Regions from separate parts of the Homo sapiens genome. Here region 2 is linked to region 1. Evidence: read pairs that join two places in POLR2A ChIA-PET (ENCODE). Cell type or tissue: Panc1. All regions are shown on one strand. Links, peaks and the distances in the headings refer to the core of each region. The heading gives the core; the rest is flanking DNA. Region 1 overlaps RHEB (Ras homolog, mTORC1 binding). Region 2 overlaps PRKAG2 (protein kinase AMP-activated non-catalytic subunit gamma 2).

Evidence for each region. Peaks named below come from ENCODE experiments on the same cell type or tissue, not always from the same donor. Only the 100,000 strongest peaks of a DNase experiment are listed, where the experiment ranks them.
Region 2: POLR2A ChIA-PET joins it to region 1 with 7 read pairs; 3 of 35 experiments call an interaction of 5 or more read pairs at or near these places.

What each region holds. Positions count from the first base shown.
Region 1 is chr7:151,512,690-151,517,077 of GRCh38, forward strand. The region is part of intron 1 of RHEB (Ras homolog, mTORC1 binding); the gene reads right to left. Among named protein-coding and RNA genes, the nearest start is that of RHEB, 5.0 kb to the right of the region's middle. In Panc1, for the core only: no CTCF peak of the experiment used is centred there; no DNase peak of the experiment used is centred there; H3K4me3 peaks cover 510 bases; H3K27ac peaks cover 1,576 bases.
Region 2 is chr7:151,680,932-151,685,319 of GRCh38, forward strand. All of the region lies in intron 3 of PRKAG2 (protein kinase AMP-activated non-catalytic subunit gamma 2), which reads right to left. Among named protein-coding and RNA genes, the nearest start is that of PRKAG2-AS2, 120 kb to the right of the region's middle. RefSeq lists enhancers at 1-3, 1,722-2,307, 2,308-2,891, 2,892-3,476. In Panc1, for the core only: no CTCF peak of the experiment used is centred there; no DNase peak of the experiment used is centred there; H3K27ac peaks cover 1,839 bases.

The DNA of each region.
Region 1 (4,388 bases), core at 103-4,102:
CTGTGAACAGCATTTAGGATGCAGTCACTGTCAATTCGATTTTGCACAGCAGTGAACAAGATCCTAGCTTACAACAGTTTAATGGTTCTCAAAGGGTGGTCTGTGGACCTCTAAGGGGTTTACCAAAATCTTTTCAGGGGTCTCATGAGGTCAAAACGATATTCATAGCAATATTAAGTTATCATTTGCCTTTTCCACAAAGTTCCCATTTGTACTAAGGGTGCAAAAGCAATGGTAGGGAAAACTGCTAGCTCGGCACCCCTTGGCATGAATCAAAAACAGTAGTTACAAACTGAGTGGTAAGTCACTGTATTCTTTACTACCATGCATTCACAGTGGGAAAAGAGCTGTTTCTACTTAACAGTGTCCTTGAAAAAGCAGTAAAATTATATTAAATCTTGACCCTTTGGTACCTGTCTTTTTAATATTCTGCACGACAAAATGAGATGTACACATAAAGCACCTCTGTTACATACTGAAGTATGATGGTTGTTTCCAAAAAAAGCACTTGTGCAGTCATTTGAGAAGTGATCTGAACTGGCCACTTTTATCATGGAATGCCTTTTTTACTTGCAAGAATGATGACAAACTATCATTATTGCAAATGTGAATAGCTGGCAGACATTTTCTTGGAAATTAAAGAAACAAAACAGTCAATTCAAGTAAAAACTGGTAGCATGTTGCCAAGGAAATTATTTGAACTCAAGGAGGAAATTAGAATTTTGGAAAACTTGCACCACTCATAGCGAACAGTGTTCTAAAACTTAAGACTTTGCAGAGATTGGTGGTGATATTAACAAATGTGATTTTTAAAAATGCTTGTATAATAAAATGTGTCAACATGTGGAAGATCTGCGTAACGATGAACAAATATTTTCCAAATGACCAGTAACGCTACAAAACCAGGCATGGTAGAAGATCCATTCCAAGTATAAAGCAGACCTGCGGAGTTGGGCAAATTCATCAATATGATTTCAGATTGCATAGTGTAACTATTCTTTGCAAACTATCACTTATGAAGTTTCGGTATCAAAGAATATTCAACTACCTGAAAAACTATTCAAGTACTCCTTACTTCATTAAAATAACGTTAAGGGAATGAATTCAGGAGCAGAGATGAGAATCCAGCTGTTAAGACATTAAAAGATACCTGCAAAACCGTGAAACACCTTATCAAAATTGCAGTTGCTTTTTTGGCAGAAACTGGCAATCTAGTCCTAAAATTCAATATGGAAATGCAAGGGACTGAGAATACCCAAAAACATCTTCAGAAATAATAAAGTTAGAGGACTCATATGCCCCTATTTAAAAACCAGCTACAAAACTACAGTAATCAAGATCGTATGGTACTGGCAGGACAGACATACAGATCAATGGAATGAGTGAGTTCTTCTATTGACGGTCACTTCATCTCGGACAAGGGAATTCAATGAAGAAAGAACATTATTTTAACAAAAGAAGCTAGGGCAACTTGATATCCACATGCAAAAGTATAAAGTTCTATCCCTCCCTCACATCATATACAAATATTAACCACAAATAGATCACAGATCTAATGTAAGAGTTAACAGGATAAAATATCTAGAAGAAAATATAGTAGTAAATCTATATGACCTTGGATTAGGCAATGGCTTCTAAGATGTGACACCAAAAGCATAAGTGGCAGGAGAAAAATAGATATATCGGCCTTCAAATTAAAAACTTTCTGCTTTGAAGGACACCATCGAGAAGGTAAAAGGACAACCCACAGACAGGAGAAATTATTTGCAAATCCTATGATACCACTTCACACCCAATAGGATGGCTAAAATGAAAAAGGCAGTGTAACAATTGTTGACGAGAATGTGGAGAAAATTAAACCCTCATACATTGCTGATGGGAATATAAAATTGTGCAGCTGTTCTGGAAAAAATCTGACAGTTCTTCAAAATATTAAGCACAGAGTTAACCATAATGACCCAGCAATTCCACTCCTAGGAATGTACCCAAGAGAAATGAAAACATGTCTACATAAAAGCTTGTACAGGAATGTTCAAAACATTATTATTCATAGTAGCCAGAAAGTAGAGCTCCAAGTGGTGTCTCACACCTGTAATCCCAACACTGGGAGACTGAGACCAGAGGATTGCTTGAGGTCAAGAGTTCAAGACCAGCTTGGGCAACAAAGCAAGGTTCCCACCTCTACAAAAAAATAAAAAAACTAGCTGGGTGTGATGGCGCACACCTGCAGTCCTAGCTACTCGGGAAGCTGAGGCAGGAGGATCACTTGAGTCCAGGAGGTTGACACTGCAGTGAGCCATGATAGCTCCACTGCACTCCAGCCTGGGCAACAGAGCAAGACCCTGCCTCAGAAAAGTAAATAAATAAAAAATAATAGCCAAAAAAAAAAAGAAAGAAAAGAAACCACCCACATATCCAATTGACAAATGCATAGAAAAAATGTGGTATACTCACATGACAGAATATTAGTCAGCACTAAACAGGAAGAAGCGACATATGCTACAACATGAACGAACCTTGAAAACATTATACTAAGTAAAAGACGCCAGCCCCAGAAGACCACATATGTATGTTCTTATTTATATGAAATGTCCAGAGTAAGTAAATTCATAGAAACAGAAAGATTAGTGGTTGCCAGGGGCTGACAGGGAAGCAGGATGGAGAGTGACTGCTAATGAGTACAGAGTTTCTTTTTGGGGTGATGAAGTACAGAGAGATATAACCCATATGGACAGCAAAATAACATTTGGCACTGGAAAGCCATAATCAGAAATCTGAATTCTGATTATGCTCTTGTGCAGAACAATGAATGAGACTGAAAAACAGTAATTTCAAGTTTCAATACAAAGTGGGCACTTCAGGACTACCCCCACCCACAAGTATACAACATCAGAATATTAAGCACCTGAATATACAATTTCACATACTGGTAGATGTCATACATAGCAAATATTGTTTTGCCTTTCAATTTTTCAATAAAAAGTGTCAACAAATGATAGGTTAACTTAAAAAATAAACAGTAAGTCAGAATCTGCTGGGAACAACCAAATATTTAATGACATCTTTCCTCATGAAGACTCTAAATACTACCTAAACATTTTGACAAAGTAATAATTTGAGTACTTTTGCTGAATTGCCTTCTTCCAAACCACAAAGCTGTTTCATTTTCCCCCTATGATCTTTCACATGCCTGTGATCCCATCCCTCTTATTAACTGTATGTAAGAGGCTTATATATGACAACCAGCTTTTAATTATGGTCTAATGGTAAACTAGGTTACCAAAGCTCTCTGTACAGGTAAAATCCCAGTGAAAGATGTACCAGGCTGAAGACAGTTTACGTAACACTACCATTTTAAGTTGAGTTACTTCCTATCGCGGGACTACTCCGTTGTGGTAGAAATAACGGAATGTCAGGGAGCTGGTACTTTTGGCCATCACGGCAACAGTTAATACAAAGCACTCCCTGAAAGCCAGACTCCCAGAGTTATAGGTGACGTGTCCTTAAAAGCTTTAACATTGTAAATACCAGGAAAAGTACAGGGGACTGGCAGGGAGAATTGTATAGACTACCTGAGAATTATATTTTACCTATTGGTAGTTCTGACAACACTCAAAAAAAAAGAAAAAAAGAAAACGGAAAGCCAAGTAGTGGGCTGGGTGCAGTGACTCATGCCTGTAATCCCAGCACTTAGGGAGGCCGAGGCAGGTGGATCACGAGGTCAGGAGTTCAAGACCATCCTGGCCAAGATGGTGAAACCCAGTCTCTACTAAAAATACAAAAATTAGCTGGGCGGGGTGGCAGGCGCCTGTTATCCCAGCTACTTGGGAGGCTGAGGCAGGAGAATCGGTTGAACCTGGGCAGCAGAGGTTGCAGTGAGCCCAGATCCCGCCACTGCACTCCAGCCTGGGTGATAGAGTGAGACTCTGTCACAAAAAAAAAAAAAAAAAAAAAAGAAAGCCAACTAGTTAAACAAACATAGCACTTTTTTGTTTTATCTGAAGACAACTTTAAAAATAAAGTTTGTGGCATGACAAATCACAATGACAAGTATCCTACTAGTCAAACTGGCTTAATGTATTTAATCAAGAGAACATTCTAAGAAAGGTGTGGAGGCTTTTTATGTGGCTCTACCCCCAGAATATAGGACAAACAGCTCAGCATCACAAAATACCACAATCTAGAAACACAGGTACTCAAATTTCTCTGGTACAGCACCACCATTTGCAAGCAAACATGCCAGTAAGCTCCCAGAAGTGAGCATGCTGAGTAATTCTCAAAAGGGTGGCTTACTAGAAGAAACCTGCTGGCAAAACCTAATCTCCTTCCCCTAAAAAAGACCCCACATACTACAAAATATCCTGGCTCATAATACACTTTAAAATCAA
Region 2 (4,388 bases), core at 124-4,123, 170 kb after region 1:
TGTTGTGCAAGGGATGTTCACAGCCCATGAAAACTCCTTGCTAGTTCTTTGGGTACAGAACGTTCATCTTTCAAGTAAACAGTTTAAAGAGAATGCAACTGTGACCAAGCCCCTCCCCACCCCCTGCCGAGAGCTCTTAAGAGCACAAACCACGGTGTCCGCTCCTCCCATGGCCCTGTCCCCTTGCAGGCCACCCCCGTGTGAGTACTGGAATGATCCTAACCCAGTCCCAAAGGAGGTGAGAGAGGTGGCGGGATGCAGGAGTGAACCTCTGGGGCCGAGGAGATGAGAAGGTGGACTGTTCATTTGGGGGTGGGAACACCTCATTTCTGGTGGGGCTGAATGATTCTCTATCATTGCCATCTTTCCAAGTTCAGAAGCTGCTCCCATCTTTCCACCTGGCCTTCCTGTTCCTTCCAGAGCTGGTGACTCCTGTGGGGAAAACAGGTGGCACTCTGGACTACAGAGGGGGAAGGGAAACTTTTAGAGGAAGGGACAGGTGAAATGCTGAGACTCACAGTGTGTGCATTAGGGATATGTGTGTAGTTAGGGGCATGGGGAGTGAACCCTCCTGGAACCTAACATATGCCCTATCTGTTGACTGATACCCGAAATGTTTTTAAGAGGGGGTAGAGTCTTGCAGCATCAACACTTTTTTTTTGTTTTTTGCACGATGCCACCCTGTTTACAGAGGGCTTACACACTCTGGCCCCCTCTGCCCCTCACAGATGAAGAAACTGGTAGCTGGAGAAAGTTCAGCTACTTATCCATGGTCCTTTAGCGAATAAATGGCAGGGACCACACCTCAGCTCCACTGTCCTGACTCTATAACCCAGACACTTTCTGCCACAATCAAACTGGGGTATCACCGAGAGAAAGAACATGAAGACTTAAAATTACATTTTAGCTGTATGAATTACTCTCCCAGAAGTGGGGCTTCACGGGGCCAACAGGAAGGAGAGCTTGGATGACACTGGGTGACTGCAGAGGGAAAGAAGAGGTGCCACAGAAGAGAGAAGGGCACAGAGACGGAGTGAGCTTGGGACCCCATGTGCTTCCTAAGGTGGGACAGCCCCATGTAGGGAGGGACAGGCTTCCCCCAAAGAGGGTTTTCTTCCATGCCAGCCAGGAAGGGTAGACCAACAAAGAAGTGACTTCTACTCAGGTTTATGCTATTCAATCAGTAGAGAAACAACTGTCTTATGAGTCAGGTAAGGTGGGTAGTAAGAATGATTCCTAAGCTTTTTTTCTTTTCAATGTTGGTATCACTATTCATAAATAAAAGGGAAAATGGGCAATGCTGACACAATCCCTCATTACTTTTTTTGAGACAAGGTCTCACTCTGTGGCCCAGGCTGGGGTACAATGGTATGATCACGGCTCACTGCAGCCTCAAACTCCTGGGCTCAAGTGATCCTCCCACCTCAGTCTCCTGAGTAGCCGGAACTCCAGGCAAATACCATTACACCAGCTAATTTTTTTATTTTTGTAGAGATGGCATCTTACTATGTTGCCCAGGCTGGTCTTGAACTCCTGGTATCAAGTCACCTCCTGCCTCAGCCTCCCAAAGTGCTGGGAATATAGGTGTGAACCGCCATGCCTGGCCCCCCATTACTTTTAAATAGACCAATGTATTTCTTAATCATAAGGTCAACTGCTGAACTCAACCTTGGGTCTGATCAGTAAATGAATAGTTCCTGGACAGCTTCCACGGGCCAAGTATGCTGGGGGTGTTGAGGAAGGAGGTGCTAAGATGGATTAGAGCAAGTCCCTGTAGTCTGTAGGAGAAATGGGGACAAAACCAAAAAATCAGCCCCAACACCACCATGCAATAAAGTCGAGAACCAGGAAAGCAGGGGGGAGCTCAGGGAAGAGGAGAGGGCCTGAGGGTGGGGGTGGGACGGTGGCTCAGAAACCCCAGGAAAGAGCTGGGCCCCGATCCTGGAGGAGGACACAGGTCTGCCCCGGCCCAGGGGCCTCTCCTAAGGGCCCAGGCAGAACTGGGCCATGGCCAAAGTCACCCAAGAAGGCTCTGGCCAAAGGACAGACAGGTGCCCCCTTTCTGTTCCTTCTGAGAAGACATCTCCTCCTTTTTCCTGCTCCTTAAGGACTTTGTTTAGGACGCCGCCAGCCTCTGCAGTGAACAATGCCTTTGATTCTCCCAGGGCGGCAGCCAGGCCCAGTGAACAGCCCAGCGAGGGAACAGAAACTGCTCCTGGCAGCCACACAGAACACCACGAAAGGGGGTCCAGACACTGGGGAGCCATGGGCTGGTGACTTCACAGGGCCTGGCCCTGCTGGCAGGCGCTGGAGAGGAGGAGGAGGAGAACAGAGGTGCCACCAAAGGGAACTGAGCCCTGCTGGAACGGAATAGCTGTGCTGGGTGGAAACAGAGGCCTGGCCCTCAGAAGCCCCAAGCTCTAGGTCTGGTTTTACCACTAAGTTGCCATGGGCTCTGGGACAAATCCACCCCTTGCCTTGGTAAAAATAAACCAGGTAGACCAGATGCCTATCTGGTGCAATCCGGCCCCTCCACTGCGTAAATGGAATGAGCTAGAGCCTCATTCCTGCCTGAGGAACGGAACGACAAGAAGGAAGTAATGTATTCTGCTGACTGTTGTTACAAGAGCCATGAAGTGAGAAGAGCAACATTTCCATTGACACTGGAGGGAGGCTTTGCTTATACAGGGTTTTGAAACCTCCTACCACTCATCAGAGTGAGGGGCCAGGTGTTGTTCCCTACTTTGGAGGGAGGATGGCGAGCGCCGTGAGGGGGAACGGTGGCCCAGGGAGGTGCCCAACGAAAGTGCCACAGCCAGAGAGGGACAGGAGTACCTGTGCTGAGTAGCTGTAGCACACAGAGGGATGCAACCAGCAGGCAGGCGGAGACCCTGGGCGGCGCGAGACCCTGTGTGACACAAGTTCAGGCCAGGCAGGTGACCCAGAACCCAGCCTCTGATGTCTGCTTAGGACTCTGTTTTCTCAAGGAGCAAACCCACTGCTTCAATGTTTTGGCCCTTTCTCAGGTGCCCTCTGGCCTGGCTCCTACACCCTCTCCCCGCACGGCCCCTATTGCCCGCAGGTTTTACCTTCCACCCCTCATTCCAGAGCCCTACCCTCCAGGGCCGCTGGAGCTGAGTGCCCAGCCCTCTGACTCCAGAATGGCTCTGGGCAGTGCAGGCAACTGCAGGAGGCTGGGGGAGCCAGGGAATAGAGGGGCAGTATCCTCAGGGACCCTGCCTGCCATGCCTCCAGCAACTCCTCTTCCCCTCGTCGCTCCAGGCCTGGGCGGTAATGACTCCTGAAACCCTGCCCACACCCCTGGGAAAAGCCCCTTCAGAACCCCAGCTGAATGTCCTTGTTTCCTGCCCCCAACGATACAGTTTCCAGCCTCCACTCCCAAACCAGGATAAGGACTGGCCAGCACCGTGGAAGCAGCTGAGCTCTGGGGCCAGAAACCTGGGCTGGACCCTAAGTCACCACTCGCCAGCTATGTGGCCTCAGAGGAGTCAGCTCAGAGGCTTGCTTCATTCTTTGAACATCTGAGCTGCCCGTGGGCTTTGTGTGATGAGTAAGAGGTAAGAAGCAAAGCACCCTAGGACACTGAATGATAAGGCCCGTATTCAGTATGGGCAGCTGCCATTGATAGCAGGTGACGTCTCCGGGAGAAGACCCTGCTGGTCGGAAGCTCAGAGCCAGCTCTAGCTTCTGCCTTGCCTGGGGGACAGGAGTGTGACACACCTGAAGTTCAAGCTGCAGCTCACCCCTGGCTGACTCCACCCTGCGGCCCCTCCACACAGGCTCAGTGTGGAGGTGAGAAATCCCAGCTGAGCCCTCTCTGACAAGTTGGGGTCTCCTCCAGGCAGTCCTGGCCATAGCCATCCCAGTGCCCCCAGCCACAGTCAGCCACAATGCACTCTGGAAGCTGTTCCTGAGGGCGTGGAGGCCAGTCCCTGGTTTCTCATCACCTGGAGACGTAAGAAATTGGAAAAAGCTGGTCACCCCCAAGACAAGCTCCAGGTGCCACACGTCAGTTCATTGAACAGCGCCTGGACCAGGGTGACTTTAGGTATCAGTACCACTTAGGCCCAGGAGTCCACTTCCTCTATAACCCACTGCAGGCTGCTGTTTCATTTGCACAGAGGCAGGAATACCCTACACAGAGCGGGCCTGCCTGAGCCTTCAGCCATTTCTTCTCTTTCCCCCCAGCCCAGGGTGGGAGTGGCGAGGTCATCTTCAAGACCATTCTACCATTCTCCACCCTCCGTGTTGGTGGATGCATTCCAGAATGATCCATTCAACCTGAACTATTCTACCTCCCACAGCCCCAGCTGCCCAATACTTCTCTGAAAGAAGCCTGTCCTCAGGGCCACCCCACCAACACCCCT